Regions from separate parts of the Homo sapiens genome. Here region 2 is linked to region 1. Evidence: read pairs that join two places in POLR2A ChIA-PET (ENCODE). Cell type or tissue: MCF 10A. All regions are shown on one strand.

Evidence for each region. Peaks named below come from ENCODE experiments on the same cell type or tissue, not always from the same donor. Only the 100,000 strongest peaks of a DNase experiment are listed, where the experiment ranks them.
Region 2: POLR2A ChIA-PET joins it to region 1 with 5 read pairs; 2 of 35 experiments call an interaction of 5 or more read pairs at or near these places.

Annotation. Positions count from the first base shown.
Region 1 is chr2:130,865,774-130,870,773 of GRCh38, forward strand. The region is part of intron 1 of ARHGEF4 (Rho guanine nucleotide exchange factor 4); the gene reads left to right. Among named protein-coding and RNA genes, the nearest start is that of ARHGEF4-AS1, 31 kb to the left of the region's middle. In MCF 10A, no CTCF peak of the experiment used is centred here; a DNase peak (open chromatin) is centred at 2,678.
Region 2 is chr2:131,015,315-131,020,314 of GRCh38, forward strand. The region is part of intron 4 of ARHGEF4 (Rho guanine nucleotide exchange factor 4); the gene reads left to right. Among named protein-coding and RNA genes, the nearest start is that of SMIM39, 17 kb to the right of the region's middle. In MCF 10A, no CTCF peak of the experiment used is centred here; a DNase peak (open chromatin) is centred at 2,067.

The DNA.
Region 1 (5,000 bases):
TCAGTTCTTAAATCATTCTGCATCCAGCTGGCTCTTGATCTCAGGCTGTGATCAAGTCCGTCAGTCCTTTACTTGAGTGTGGGCCTTAGACTGAGGGGGGATCTCTGGTGCCTGACCAGCCCAGAGGAGCAGTAGACTCACACCCCATTCTCCTGAGGGATGCATGTCAGTTGAGGCATTCCATGACAGAATTAGCTCTTTTGACTGCCACATTCCACTGTGGACTCAAATCCTGGGTCTTTTCTTCATGTGCTGCTAAGTTAGGTCCAGGGACCTGAAGAGGAAAACTTTAGGGTCGAATAAAAACATTGATCTGGCTGGGCTCAGTTGCTCACACCTGTAATCCCAGTACTTTGGGAGTCTGAGGTGGAAGGATTGCTTAAGGCCAAGAGTATGAGACAGATCTGGGCAGCACAGCAAGGCCACATCTCTAGAGACCAAAAAAAAATTTGTTTTAATAAAATAGCTAGGTGTGGTGGCATGCATCTGTAATCCAGCTACTCGGGAGACTGAGGCAGGAGAATTGCTTGAACCCGGGAAGCAGAGGTTGCAGTGAGCCAAGTTTGTGCCACTGCACTCCAGCCTGGGTGACAAGAGCGAAACTCCGTCTGGAAAAAAAAGAAGAAGGTGGGTATGGCAGGCAGGATTTTGGCCCACATGACCTTAGTCCTCTGGTGCTACTTCCATGCTATGTTATGTGGCAAAGGGACTTCTCACTAGGATGCATGATGTTAGCCGTGGGTTTCGTGTAGATGTTCTTTATCAAGGTAAGGACGTCTCTCCTTGTATCCTTAGCTTGCTGAGGGTTTTTATCACATAGGTATGTTGAATTCTGCCAGATACTCTTTCTGCATCTATTGATTGGTCTATGATTTCTCTTTTCTAGCCTGTTGATATGATGGATTATGTTAATTGATTTTTGAACCAGCCTTGCGTACCTGGGATAAATTCCACTTGGTCATGGTGTACAATTCTTTTGATACATTGGTGGATTCCATCTGCTAGAATTCTGTTGAGGATTTTTGCATCTGTGTTTATGAGAGCAGTTGGTGTGTAGTTTTTCTTTCTTGTAATATCCTTTTTTGATTTTGTAATGCTGGCCTCCTGGGATGAGTTAGGAAGTGTTCTCTCTACTTCTGTTTTCTGGAAGAGACTGCAAATAAACGGTATCATTTGTTCCTTCAATGTTTGGTAGAATTCATTTGTGAAACCATCTGGGCCTAGTGCTTTCAGTTTTTGAATGCTAATTATTGATTCAATTCCTTTAATAGATATAGGCCTTCCTGAATTATATGTGTCTCCTTTGTGAATAGGTACCAGTTCTGTACCCTTGTGTCTTTCAAGGAATTGATCCTTTTTGTCTACATTTTCAAACTGGGGGGTATAGAGCTGTTGGTAATGTCCCTGCTATCTTCCAAAAGTCCATGGTATCTATAATGATGGCTCCTTTTAATATATTATTATTATTATTTTTTTTTTTTAATGAGACGGAGTCTCACTCTATCACCAGGCTGGAGTGCAGTGGTGCGATCTCGGCTCACTGCAACCTCCGTCTCCCGGGTTCAAGTGATTCTCCTGCCTCAGCCTCTTGAGTACTGGGATTACAGGTGCGTGCCACTGCGCCTGGCTAATTTTTGTATTTTTAGTAGAGAGGGGGTTTCACCATGTTGGCCAGGCTGGTCTCGAACTCCTGACCTCGTGATCTGCCCGCCTTAGCCTCCCAAAGTGCTGGGATTACAGATGTGAGACACCATGCCTGGCCAATATATTGTATTTTCATTTTCATTCAGTTCAAAATATTTTCTAATTTCAGTTGTGGCTTTCCTTGGGACATAAGAGAATGGAGAAAAGGAAATAAATCAACAGGCAATTTCTCCCACTTTCTGAGTGTCATGAGTCCCTTTTCCTCCTCTTTCAGCCTGTACTAAGTCTTCCCCAGGGCTTTCTCATCTGTGCCCTCATGCCCACTTCCAGATCAGGAGCTACCAGAGATAAGATGAGGAACTTGCCTCAGCATCCTTCACGTTCCAGCCTTCTCCCCGGTCCCACTGCTGCTGTTTCCTCTGCAGAGTCCTCAGGCAGCCGCCCCCTGCGCCATGTTTTGGCTTCAACGCTGCGTGTGGTGGGAGCAAGGTGGATGTGTTTTTTTCTTTTTTTTTTTTCTTTTTTTTTTTTTTTTGGAGACAGAGTCACCCAGGCTGGAGTGCAGTGGTGCCATCTCGGCTCACTGCAAGCTCCGCCTCCCAGATTCAGGCCATTCTCCTGCCTCAGCCTCCTGAGTAGCTGGGACTACAGGCGCCCGCCACCACGCCTGGCTAATTTTTTGTATTTTTAGTAGAGATGGGGTTTCACCATGTTAGCCAGGATCGTCTCGATCTCCCGACGTCGTGATCCGCCCGCCCCGGCCTCCCAGAGTGCTGGGATTACAGGAGTGAGCCACCACACCCGGCCAAGGGTGGATGTGCTTTTACTGCATCTGGACCTGGGACTGGAGTCTCCTGGACGTCTTTTCCTTATGGAATAATTTCTTACAAGGCTGTGGTCAAGATGAGCCTAAGTAACCTGGAAGCAGCAGACAGTCACCCAGCTGGACATGGGGGTTGGCGCTGATGGCAGAAAAGGGAAAGGAGAGAACACTTCCCAGGGAAGCTGAAACCTGGCTGACTCTTGGCTGGGTGTGGGAGGGTGGGGTGGGGCGGGGCAGGTGTTCCAGGTGCAGAGACCAGCTGCGGTCTGAGGCGGGAGAAAGCGTGGTGTCTTTAGGGAATACAAGCTAAGGATTTCATACTGTCGTGGCACTGTGTGCAGCAGAACATCCAAGGAAAAGGCGAAATCAGGGAGAGGCCAGGTCAGGCAGGAAGTAGGACTTTGCAAACATTCTAGGGTGGTCAGATTTTGTTGCAATTTTATGGGGAAAGTATGACTTTCCTGTAGCTGCTGCAACAAGCTAGTACAAATATTATGACTTAAAATGCAGCCAGTGCATTACAGCTGAAGGACCGAAGCCCAAAGCCAGCCGCACTGGGCTGAAGCCAAGGTGCCTGTGGGCTGGTTCGTTCTGGAAGCTTCAGAGGGTCGGCTTCCTGCCTTTTCCAGCTTCCAGTGGCCGCCTACATTCCTTGGCTTATGGCACCCCCGTCCTTAAAGGCATCACTTCATTCTCTGGTTCCAGCATCACATCACCTTCCGGTGATCATATCGGGACCACCTGGATAATCTGGGTTATCTCCCCATCTCATGCACTTCATTACCTCAGCCCCATCCCTTTTGCCCTAAAAGGCAACAGTCACAGGTTCTTGGGCTTAGGACACAGACATCTTGGGGGTCCCTACTCAGCCTACCAAGAGGGCATTTCACAGATTTTGATTGGAGGGAGTGATGTGATACAGCTGTCATATTTGAGGCTTAGAAAGATCTGTCTGGCCACAGAGAGAGTAGGAGGAGTAAGGGTGGAGGCCTGCAGAGTGGTTGGGAAGCTGAGAAGTAATCTGTGCCGGTGATGGAAGGTACAGCAGAGGCAGTGGTGTGAGGATAGGAAAGAACACTCAGGAGCTGTAACCCACAGAACTTGGAGCCGGATAGATGTGGAATGGGTGAGGGAGGAAGTCTCGCAGGGCTCCGGGTCTCTGCCTTCATCAGCTGGGTCACTGGTGGTGTCACTGACTGAAGAGGGAGTTACCCCTGAGATAAGCAGGGAATCTTGGTGAGCAGTGAGGCCCCTGAGTCTGGGAAGGCAGCTGGCAGTAGCTATTTGATTGTGCCCAGCACATAGGCAGTGCTTGAATCTGTGATGGCACGAGATGACTCAGGGACTGTGTCTAGAATTCGAAGGAGTGTAGAAGCTGCTGGGGAACAATGACCTCTGCAGTTAGAGAGAAGAGAGGGTATGAAAGGAAGCTAGTGAGGCAGGGGAATGCCAGGCAGCAGTCACGGGCAGCCCGGCCAGAGCGGGGAGCTGACATATCCGCATTCAGACCAAGTCGTCCCTCAGCTAGGGAACGGCCGCCTCTTACTGAGGCCACCTGAAACCCTGAAAGGAAAAGGTGGAGAATGGTTTTGTGTTTTCGGTGTTAAGCTTGGGGGCCAGAGGCTCAGACTGGGAGCAGAGCTGTTTCTTGGACCCTCACTGTGTGCACACATGGGGTGCTGAACAAGGCCCCCTCCGTGGAACCCGGTGTGGCCAGCGGGACCCGCTGAGCTCTCAGGCTGGCTCTGGCAACAGCTGAAAAGCTCCATTATTTGCCTTTCTGGGTACATCTGCTGAAGAGGCTCAGCGTTTTGGGGCAGTGTGAACGTCTCCCTGCCACTGAGAACAATATTCGCCCTCTGCTGTCAACCCCTGCAGGGCCTCAGAGAAAGACGCTGCTGGAGGGTGGGAGGCCTGCCCACTGTTTCTTCCATGGGTATTGTTGCTTTTCCCTCTTGTGGCACCTCCTCCCCAGCCCAGGGTAGGCTGAAGGGGCAAGGACAACGCTGAACAGACGAGATGGGACCTAGCCCCCGGGAGCAGGGTAGGCCCTTTGGTAGGACTGGATGTCACGAGTGGGATGTGTTTCAGATGGAGCAACGGGCATGCTGAGATGGAAAAGCAGGAATGGGCATGAAGTGTACAGGGGCAGGGCTGGGGATGGCTCAGCTGAGGGGAGCCCTCCAGGGTCCCTAGCTGCCAGGACACTGCCCAGGAGAGGGGGCAGGAAGGGGCCCTCAGCCCTGTTCCTTCCCTTTGAGGCTTTGTGTTTGTGCGGCCCTCATTTTCCTGCACCCAATCTCATATGACCTTCTCAGAACCATGCACCTTGAAGTGAGTGAGGGTCAAAGAATGAAACAACTGCCCCAGTTACCAACAGTCAGGGATGAAGCCAGGGTGGAAACCAAGGTCTTCCATCCCTGGGGAGGGGAAGGGAACTCACTTTGGGGGTGCTCCTTATGTGCCAGGTATCTAATTTCTTACAAGGCTATGGTCAAGATGAGCCAGAGTAACCTGGAAGCAGCAGACGGTC
Region 2 (5,000 bases), 150 kb after region 1:
AAATTAAAAATCTGGAGCTGAGATGACTAAATGTAGTATTGGATCCTGAAACAGAAAAAGGCCATTTGGGAGAACCTGAGGAAATCTGAACAAAATCTGGACATCAGTGACTATCAGAGTCAGTGTTACTCCGTTCGCATGACAAATGTGCCATGCTAGTGTGAGACCTTATGGTCGGGGAGCCCTGGTGTGGGTGCCTGGGAACTCTGTGCTGGTTGACCGGTTGTTCTGTACATCTAAAACTGTTCTTTAAAAGTCTATCAAAAATAATCTTTTTAAAAAACAAAAGCTAGTCTGGGTGCAAGTGGCTCACGCTTGGAATCCCAGCACTTTGGGAAGCCAAGGGCGGATCACCTGAGGTCAGGAGTTCAAGACCAGCCTAGCGAACATGGCAAAACCCCATCTCTACTAAAAATAGAAACAAACTCAGTCCAGTGCAGAGAGCCCAGTGACCTGGCTGGCCGGCAAGCTTTGGCCCCTTGTGAGCGTGTGAAGAAACTTCACCTCTCTGGGCCCCAGCTTCCTCATCTGTAGAATGGACACATCATTTCGCCTTCCTTGTTCATGTCGCAAGGATGAAGTGAGAGGCCCCTGTAGGGCCACACCCGGACACGTATCCCAGTCCCGCAGCGCAGAGCCACTGGGGAGCCTGCACCTGCCGTTTTGCCCGGGCAGGGACCACATGCATGCCAGGGCTCCCCGGGAGCCTCACCTCTCACCCTCCTTCTTGCTTCTCACTCTACTCCAGCCACTCTGCAGTTCTTCCATGACCAGCAGCAACCCCACCCTCTTGCTTCTGGGACTAGATGCTGTCCCTGTTGCCTGGAACACTCTTCACCCCCCTTGCTACCCTGACACCTCCCAACGTGCCCCACCAGGATCTCCCAGGCCTGGTTGGGCCTCCTGTGCCTGTGGTTTCCCAGCATCATCACGCAACATTATTTGTTTAACTCCCTTATTTCCTGCCAGACCCCCATCACCTTCACATTGCATCCTCAGAACCCTGCGTGTGTCTGTGGCGCATACCCAATGGGCTCTGGATAAATACATTTGAGTGAATTCAGAAAGCAGTGAACCAATGCGCAGACGTGAACTGGAAGCACCTGGCTGTTTGGTGCTGGATGAACAGCCAGGCCGCCTGCACCCTGCCCAGTGCCCCCCATGCCCAGATTCCTGTTTCTACTCCAAGACTGTATGCCAGACTCTTTAGAGAAGTTTCTCAAAGGGCCCCAAGGCCATGTCAAAGACTGCATTGCCTGCATTTGCTGGAGCAGAGCTCAGTAAGTCAGTACTCACTTTGTTAATGGCTTTTGATGGACAGCAGTGGATCTCAAATTTGAGCATGCACCAGAGTCATCCAGAGGGCTATGCAGACACAACCTGGGGGCCCCACCCCAGAGTTTCTGATTCAGTGGGTCTGGGGACGGGTCTCAAGGATTTGCATCTCTACCAAGTTCCCTAAGTGCTGCTGCTGGTCTGGGGACCACACTTTGAGAACCACTGACTTGCAGGGCAGTAGGTCAGCATGGGAAAGAGATGCATAAGGAGGACATTCCTCCACCTCTCTCCCTGGGTGGGCAGAGCTACCTGCCTTCCCTTGTAAGGGGAAGCAGAAAATTGTTTGGCTGCTGTTCACCAGAGGCAAAGGCACCCTCACTGAGCATTTATCTAGAATCTAGAGCTCTTAGCTGCTGTGCTGTCTAAACACTGTTGGAATTTCAGAATGAATCAGAGACTGCTGACTTGTCTTCCTATAAAAAATTTAAAATCCAAAATCAAGACTGGCCTTTGTGTTGCTGGGCCATGTTGTTTTTGTTCATTTATTCACCTGCATACACCGTGGGGCACATGGTCCCATCCTTTAACGCTTTCCTATGAATTAGCTGTGTGAGACCCACAGTAGCTTTGTAAGAGAGTTTGAGCCCAGTCTAAGCAGACAAGTGACTGGCTCTCCCACTGGCTGTTTGCACAGAGCCTGGATCTCCTGGCTTCAGTCCCGGAGTCCTTCCCCCACCTTCACCTTCACTCCCTCTCCCACGAATGCCTGCTCAACCTTCCGTTCATGCAGTTGTGAAACCCTCAGGAAACACCTCCTCAATCCCACACCCTGTGCTGGGAGCTGGAATGTAAAATGATGAGTAAAAGTACTGGGAGACTCATGTTGAAACTCGCTTTTCTTTTCTCCCAGGCTGCAAATTTGCTAGATGAACAATCATTTTGTGAACTGCTGAGACCCCAGCTGGGACTACTGAAAAGCCAAGAAAAGTAGTGACTCCTACAAGAAATCTGTTTTATTCCCCTCGAGAGACCATTGCTTTTAAAATACCCCAGAAAAGAAAGTGTAGCAGCAAGACAGAGAGGGAGAGCAAGGGAAAGAGATGCCTTGCCTTTTAAGACATATACTATGCTATTCACGGATCAAATTATGTGATGTCTGGGACTTGTTTAAAATAGCAGAGAACTGAAAGAAATCAAAGAGGATCTAAATATGGAGAGAGATTCTGTGTTCATGGATGGGAGGGCTCAACAGAGTAAAGATTTCAGTTGTCTCCGAGTTGATACATAGGTTTAATGTAATTCCTATCAAAATCTCAGCAGGATTTTTTTCTAGCTATAGACAAGATTATTCTAAAATTTATATGGAAAGGCAAAGGAACAGGAATAGCTAAAACAGGAGGCCAGGGGAGGAAACAAAAAAGAATAGCTAAAACATTTCTGAAAAGAGGAATTAAGTAAGATGAACCACTCTACCAAATTTCAAGAATTATTTTATACCCACAGAAAACAAGACTATTTGGTATGAGAGGTGGATGAACACATTGATCAATGGGACAGAATAGAAAATCCAGAAATAGTGCCAAACAAGTACAGCCAACCAGTTGTTTAAACAATTGTGGTATAATCCACATGCCATTGTTATTTTCATATTTTGTTATTCTTGTTGTTTTTGTAATGACCATACTAAGGATGAACTGGCATACCGCTGTGATTTTTATTTGCATTTCCCTAATGATTAGTGATGTCGTATGTCCTTATTTATATGCTATTGACCATTCGTATGTCTTCTTTGAAGAAATGTCTATTCAAATCCTTTGCCTATTTTTGAGTTGGGCTAGTTTTTGAGTTTTTTGTTTGTTTTGTTTTTTGAGTTGTGGGAGTTTTTCAAAAATGTATTCTGGATGTTATTCCCTTATCAGATATATGATTTGCAGATATTTTCTTCCATTCTATGGGTTGCCTTTTCTCTCTTGATACTGTCCTTTAATGCACAAAAGATTTAAATTTTGATACAGTTCAATTTACCTATTTTTTTCCTGTTGCCTGTGCTTTTGGTCTTATATCCAAGAAATTATTTACAGATTCACTGCTGTAAAGCTTTCCCCTGTTTTCTTCTAAGAGTATTATAGTTTTAACTTTTATATTTAGGACTTTGTCCATTTTGAGTTAATTTTTATGTGTGTTAGGTAAGGGTTTAACTTCATTATTTTGCATTTGGATATCCAGCTTCCCAACACTGTTCGCTGTAAAGACTGTCTTTTCCCTCACAGTGTTAGCACCTTTGTCGAAAATCAATTGACCACATATGGGAGGGTTTATTTCTGGATCCTCTATTCAGTTCTATTGGTCTATATATCTATCCTTATGCCATTTCCACATTATTTGATTATTGTGACTTTGTAGTAAGTTTTGAAATCAGGAAATGCGGGTCCTCCAACTTTGTTTTTTTCAAAATAATTTTGGCTAGTCAGGACCCCTTGAGATTCCATGTGAATTTTAATGATGAATTTTTCTATGTGTGTAAAAAAATGCCACTGGGGCTGGGCGCAGTGGCTCATGCCTGTAATCTCAGCATTTTGGGAGGCTGAGGTGGGTGGATCACCTGAGGTTGGGAGTTCGAGACCAGCCTGACCAACATGGAGAAACCCTGTCTATACTAAAAATACAAGATTATCTCGGTGTGGTGTCACATGCCTGTAATCCCAGCTACCTGGGAGGCTGAGGCATGAGAATCGCTTGAACCCGGGAGGCGGAGGTTGCCGTGAGCTGAGATCGTGCCATTGCACTGCAGCCTGGGCAACAAGAGTGAAACTCTGTCTCAAAAAAAAAAAGTCATTGGATTTTTATAGGAATGCATTGAATACACAGATTGCTTTAGGTGGTATTGTCATCTTAAATATATTAAGACTTTCAATTTATGAACATGGGACGTCTTTCTTTGCTTTTTTTTTTTTCCAGCAATGTTTTGTAGCTTTTATTCTACACATCTTTGGCCTCCTTGGTTAAGTTTATTCCTAAGTATTTTATTCTTTGGTTTTTGTTTTTGTTTTTGTTTTTTTGAGATGGAGTCTCGCTCTGTCGCCCAGGCTGGAGTGCAGTGGCGCGATCTCGGCTCACTGCAAGCTCCGCCTCCCGGGTTCATGCCATTCTCCTGCCTCAGCCTCCTGAATAGCTGGGACTACAGGCGCCTGCCACCACGGCCGGCTAATTTTTTTGTATTTTTAGTAAAGACGGGGTTTCACTGTGTTAGCCAGGATGGTCTCGATTTCCTGACCTCGTGATCCGCCCGCCTCGGCCTCCCAAAGTGCTGGGATTACAGGCGTGAGCCACCATGCCTGGCCAGTATTTTATTCTTTTTAATGCTATTGTAATGAAATTTTCAAAAGTTTCCTTTTCAGATTACTCATTGCAAATATACAGAAATAAAACTGATTTTTGTGTGTTAATTTATATTCTGTAGCCTTGCTGAATTTTAGTAGCTTTAATAATTTTATTGTGGATTCTTTAAGGTATGCTACATGTAAGAAGATGTCATCTGCAAACAGATAATTTTATTTTTCCTTTTCAATGTGGATGTCCTTTATTCTTTTTCTTTATTTTATTTTATTTATTATACTTTAAGTTTTAGGGTACATGTGCACAATGTGCAGGTTTGTTACATATGTATACATGTGCCATGTTGGTGTGCTGCACCCATTAACTCTTCATTTAACATTAGGTAT